Regions from separate parts of the Homo sapiens genome. Here region 1 is linked to region 2. A link is a loop called in an ENCODE intact Hi-C map of the cell type or tissue named here. Cell type or tissue: IMR-90. All regions are shown on one strand. Each heading gives the region's core, and the rest is flanking DNA. Links, peaks and the distances in the headings are about the cores only.

Region 1 (2,917 bases), core at 230-2,729, 260 kb before region 2:
GTAACATATACCAGTATTTCATTTAATTTCTTTTTAATCAAATTCCTTTTATTCCATTGTATGATTATACTACATTTTATTTTTCCATTCATCAATTGACAGACATTTGGGTTGTTTCTGCTTTTTGGCTGTTATGAATAATACTCCTATGAACATTTGCATATAAGTTTTTGTATGAATATATGCTTTCATTTTTCTTGGTTATATTCCTAGGAATGCAGATGCTGAGTTATGCAATAACTCTGTATTTAGCCATTTGAGGAATTGTCAGACTGTTTTTCACAGTAGCGACACTATTTTACACTCCTACCAGCAGTGTATGAGGGTTCCAGGTTTTCCACATCCTCATTAAAACTTATTATTTGTCTTTTTAAAATTATAGTCGTTCTAGTGGGTATAATCCACAGGTGATTTTTGATAAGCATCCTTGGTTCAGAACTACATATTTAATTGGCTGGATACATAATCCAGTACTTAAAGCCTCTAGATTAACCAGCATCAAATATCCCCTAGATGTACATTCTATATGTCTGAGAATCAATTATCAAGTCAGTTGAAACCAAGAAAAACGAGACCTTTTTCAGACTTTCAAAACAAGATAGACATTTATACTTAAGTCTGGTTCTGGTTGATGTCATAGTGTCAGAATAATTTTTTTTTTTTTTTTTTTTTTATAAAGAGTCTCATTCTGTCACCAGGCTGGAGTGCAGTGGCACGATCTTGGCTCACGGCAACCTCTGCCTCCCGGGTTCATGCCATTCTCCTGCCTCAGCCTTCCGAGTAGCTGGGACTACAGGCACGTGCCACCACGCCTGGCTAATTTTTTTGTATTTTTTTTTTTTTTTAGTAGAGACGGGGTTTCACCGTGTTAGCTAGGATGGTCTGGATCTCCCGACCTCGTGATCCACCCGCCTCAGTCTCCCAAAGTGTTGGGATTACAGGTGTGAGCCACCACACCCAGCCAGAATAATCTCTTAATTAAAAGGCTGGGTCTGGCACAGATCAACTGAATATTGCTTACCACTTCCTGGAATATAGGTTAAATCAGGTTAAAATTAACACTAAAGGCAGACTTGAAATTGTATAAAAGTAACTGAAGGGCACTAAGTAGCTGTAGAAAGATTTGAGTGGAGGGGATTTATGGACTGCTGCTTTAATATATTCAGGCCAAATTCTTTTTTCCCTGCTCCTGCATCCCTTAATCACTGTCCAAGCCCAACGAAACAAAGTTTTAGCCTCCTGGGAAACTAATAACTGCTATACTCCAGGGAAGGTTTTGTCCATTGTACTACAGTTTCTACATCTGCTTCTCCAGATCCATTCTCCACCCCTCACTTTTTCCTGAATTCTGGGAGGCTGACTTTTATAGACTGGCTTCTAGGTAAGTTCAGGAATTAAGAGGTATCAGCAGATAGGAGGGTAGGAGAAAATAAGGTTAGTGTATGTATTTCCTCATCTTTTTCCTGCTGAGCCACAGGGTGGCAGTGGTTGTAGTGTTCCTGCACCCAAGGCTACAGCTCCAGGAATGTTATCCACTCCTAGAGCCCTCTAGGTTTGTTCCTTCTCTTGTCCTGGTACCTTGGAGTACCAGCTGGCTCTGTTACTAGTTTAGCATCTTATCATTTCTTGTTGGTTTCTCTTAACCCTGCACATATACCTTTGAAATAGTCCATTATAATCTCAATTATTCCATTCAGTATGCCAGGATCTAACTGACACAGTTGATGCAGCTCAAATATTACAGTAAATGCCTACTGTGTGCTTGGCACTATCTTAGGCACTAGGAATAGAATGGAGAACAAGATCAGGCTCTACATTTTAAGAAGTCTTCAGACTATAGGAAGAAAACTTCAAGTGCCAGGGTATAAAATGGAGAAAACAAGTGAGGAATTTTCTTGGGGATGTCTTAAAACTTAAGAGGATCCCAAACTCTTGCAAATTTGGGAGAGAGGGACGATAAATTTAAGAAATCATCTGTCTTGTTTAGCCACATGTAGGATGACAAGGCAGCAAGGAAGCATTGGCTCTTGGAAGGAAGGAGGGAAGGAGGAAGGAACAACAGATGGACGGTCAGAAGGAAGGAAGGAAAAATGGAAGGAAGGGAGGAAGGGAGGGAAAGAGGAAGATGAAAAAAAGAGATGGGAGGGGAAGGAAGGGAAGAAAGAAAAGGAAACAAACTAGGATGACAAGGAAGGAAATTAGGGAGTGAGTGTCTCTTATTAGAAGTATACATATTATGAACGATTCTTGCAGCAGCAGCAGCAAAAAAAGAACAGGGATGGGGATTGGTGGGAAATAACCTGAATCTGATCACACCTATAGCTCTAATTATCAATTTATAGAAAATAGAAAAACATGTTCAACTCCAGCAAGGGGATGGAATCAGTAAACTCCAAACATAGAAAATGCAAAAGTATAAAAAAGTTTTATTTGATAAATTATAAGGGGAGAAAAAGAGATGGAGAACAGACCTTACAGATAAAGAAACAATTCAGTTCTGACAATGAAAGTTGTCAGAATCAAAATGGAGTCACTGTTTTTTTGTTTTTTTTAAAAAAAACAAAAAAATAAAAAAACCCTGACAAATAGAGCCAGGGAAGGCTGTGAAGGGAGGGTTCTCATGCTTGTATACATAATAGCAAAACTGTCACAGAAGACTCTGCAAAAACCACAACTCTGCACAAAGGCCACTGCAACCTTACACACACACAAAAATACTTCTCTGAGGACATCTGCCCAGCAACTACTTGTCCAACCTCGGGCTGCCACCACCCTTGTTATGGATCCTTATAGGCAAGGATAATTATTTCAAAACAATTATGTAATCCTCCTCATTTTTTCTTTAACACCCATTGTCTTCCTTTACCTTCCTGAATATGCAAACAATTTACTATGACCTGTGGACTCCTGTTCCAAT
Region 2 (2,917 bases), core at 103-2,602:
TTATAAGTCTCAGAGGAAAAATTTCTCTAAGTCTGAGATTAAAATACGAGGTTTTAAAAATGCATGTTCATTTTGTGATGAAATCCAAATGCCTGTATTTTAAAATGACTGTTTTAAAAACTCCATCTTGGAAAACAAATAATAATTTAGGTAAGTATTTCTTAGAGTGGACCAAGGACTGCCCACGTCTGAATCACCCAGGATTCTTGTTAGAAATATGAATTCTGGGCCAGGCGCAGTGGCTCACGCCTGTAATCCCAGCACTTTGGGAGGCCGAGGCGGGAGGATCAAGAGGTCAGGAGATAGAGCCCATCTTGGCTAGCACGGTGAAACCCCGTCTCTACTAAAAATACAAAAAATTAGCCAGGTGTGGTGGCGGGGCCTGTAGTCCTAGCTGCTTGGGAGGCTGAGGCAGGAGAATGGCGTGAACCCGGGAGGCGGAGTTTGCAGTGAGCCGAAATCGTGCCACTGCACTCCAGCCTGGGCGACAGAGCGAGACTCCGTCTCAAAAAAAAAAAAAAAGAAAAAAAGAAAAGAAAAAAAAAGAAAGAAAGAAAAAGAAATATGAATTCTGTACCTTAACCCTGAACTACAGAATTGGGGTAAGAGGGTCCCATTTTTAACCCCTGCTTTGGACTGTGGGCTAAAATAGGTTATAAAACCAAGGTTTTAACACAAGCATTTTATTATATTCTATAAGTCTATTCCTTAGAAATAAAAAAGGAATTACACATAGTCTGTGCCAAGAAAAAAAAGTTAATTAGAACGGTAAGTTCATCTTAATTGAAAAAAAAAAACATGTATCATTATAATTCAATATTCTCAGGTAGATGTGGGAAGAAAAGAAATAATAGGATCTTTTCTCCATCTTCTATGAGTATAATCTGAATCAGAACAGACTGAGAAAGGAGAGCTGAAGCTTGATAATACTTTTAGAGGAAAAACTGGAGCAATCAAGAGAATGAGATACAAAACCATCGCTGACCATGAGACATACTGGGAAGGAGAGCTCCTAAAAGTTATCTGATTCCAGAGCTAGGCCTTAGTTGTCGGGACTGCACACAGTTCCAAGGACTGAAACACCTGGGAACTACTTTGGAATAAGGATTTAAAACACCCCCTTCCAATTAAAAAGTGATGACACTTCAAAATAACTAAGGCGAGAGAAGGCAGAAATTGTGGAGTTGGCATTAACTTGTCCCTAGGTGGTGCTATTTCTTTAAATTTTGCTCCAGTGTTTTCTCTTAATATGAAACCATAAGTAATTATTAATTAAATATATCTAAAGCTATAAATACTTCAGCATTTAGAAAATATCTTCACAATATTCAGCTAAGCAATTTTCCATGTCTATAAAAGAGCTTAAAGGCCTTACCAAGGAGTAACCACCAACTTGGTGGTAGCTATCTAAGTTGCAGGCAGAGAGACAAAGCAGAAGTGATCTCTGAAGTGTGTGGTGGGCAAAGCCAGGCCCATTTCAGGGATAGCAAACACCACAACCTTCTTTTCTCTGAGAGTGCTTGTGCACTTGTAAAGGGACAAGTAAATGGAGATGACCAAAGTTAGGTAAAATGCAAAGAACAGCCATATGATCAGTGGTGACAATTGCTTTGCATCCATCTTTGCAGATCTTTGCCTGGGTTCATCTATAGCCTGAGTCCAGGCTATAGCTGATATTTTTTTCTTCACATAGGGAAACAGGTAGATAAGGTGGGGAAATTGGGACAGAAAGCATTAAGAGTATCATGGCAGCCATTTTGGGACAACTTTGTTCACATGGTATGGGTGTAAAGGGAGCTCATTATTTCAAAAAGCTATAGAAAACCAATGAAACTCAAAAGGATAATACTTTTTATATAATTCTTAAAAGTTAGAACTCAGAACATTAAAGTTGAGACTAGGGAACCCTACTGAGTTTCATGATCTGAGAAATTGAAATTTATCATGCAGGGGTACTGGCTGTTGCTACTATTCCTAGAATTGCACAAAAAGATAAAACATTCCTTGCGTTCTCAAAAGAGAGAATATGTGCAATTCTTCCATCTATTCAAAGCTTTTATGAAAATTTTTTTCTTAATTTCTAGTCTCCCTCCAATTTTCTAGCTACATTTTCCCATAGAATTTAGGGCTTTGAAATTATTGTTATTTTGATAATCCATTTAATTAAGCAAGAAGCACTTCTATTGAGTTAGGCATAATCAAGCCCTAAGTCATAAAGGAAAAATACTGAGGATTAAAATATTTACAACAAATATTAGTACTCTTTCAGGGCAGAACTCAGCATTGCCTAAGGAAGATTAATCTTTGAACTAAAAGCAGTGTTTATATTTTCTTGACCACCAGTCTCCTCAGAAATCCATTCACTTTTTCTTTTATTCCTAATGCCTTCTTTCCTCATCTTCCAATATCCCATATACGTTCCCTAAATTTACAGACATTGTTGTTCCCCAGGGTCTTGAAAGCATAATGTTCTCTGTGGCATGGTACACCCCTGGGGTCACAGAGCTCAGTGGCCCTACTACAGAGCAATAAAAGCTCTATGGGATAACATTAAGTCCAACCTGCGGTTAGGGGTGGGGTCAAATAAGGTGAGAAACCCAATAAGTCTTCCTAATTCAATGCAAGAGCCTCCTAAAATACTGGTGTGAAAAAGCCACACATTGTCCAATTTATTTTGTTTTGTTTTGTATGGTTCTAAGGGCAAGAGAGATGGAACGTGGTTGGCTCACTCATTCCTCTCCTTTCCCTTACTTCTCCAACGTTCTAAGTACCGTCCCTATCACTGCCTACTCTTGCCCATTCCAGTTTCCACCTTCAACTTCTCCAACACAACCTATTCCATAATTTGGTCCTGGTACATATAGAGAAGGGAACTGGTCCACTTCAAGCAGACATGTTTCAACTCCCATCTCTTAGA

The links. Hi-C counts contacts between places; a loop is a spot of excess contacts. Peaks named below come from ENCODE experiments on the same cell type or tissue, not always from the same donor. Only the 100,000 strongest peaks of a DNase experiment are listed, where the experiment ranks them.
Region 1: a loop joins it to region 2, with 2.2 times the contacts of the local background. A loop is called at or near these places in 5 of 110 quality-filtered maps.

The regions. Positions count from the first base shown.
Region 1 is chr2:196,848,611-196,851,527 of GRCh38, forward strand. All of the region lies in intron 20 of PGAP1 (post-GPI attachment to proteins inositol deacylase 1), which reads right to left. Among named protein-coding and RNA genes, the nearest start is that of C2orf66, 41 kb to the left of the region's middle. In IMR-90, for the core only: a CTCF peak has its summit at 1,461 (motif pointing right); no DNase peak of the experiment used is centred there.
Region 2 is chr2:197,112,201-197,115,117 of GRCh38, forward strand. All of the region lies in intron 8 of ANKRD44 (ankyrin repeat domain 44), which reads right to left. Among named protein-coding and RNA genes, the nearest start is that of ANKRD44-AS1, 84 kb to the right of the region's middle. In IMR-90, for the core only: a CTCF peak has its summit at 1,206; no DNase peak of the experiment used is centred there.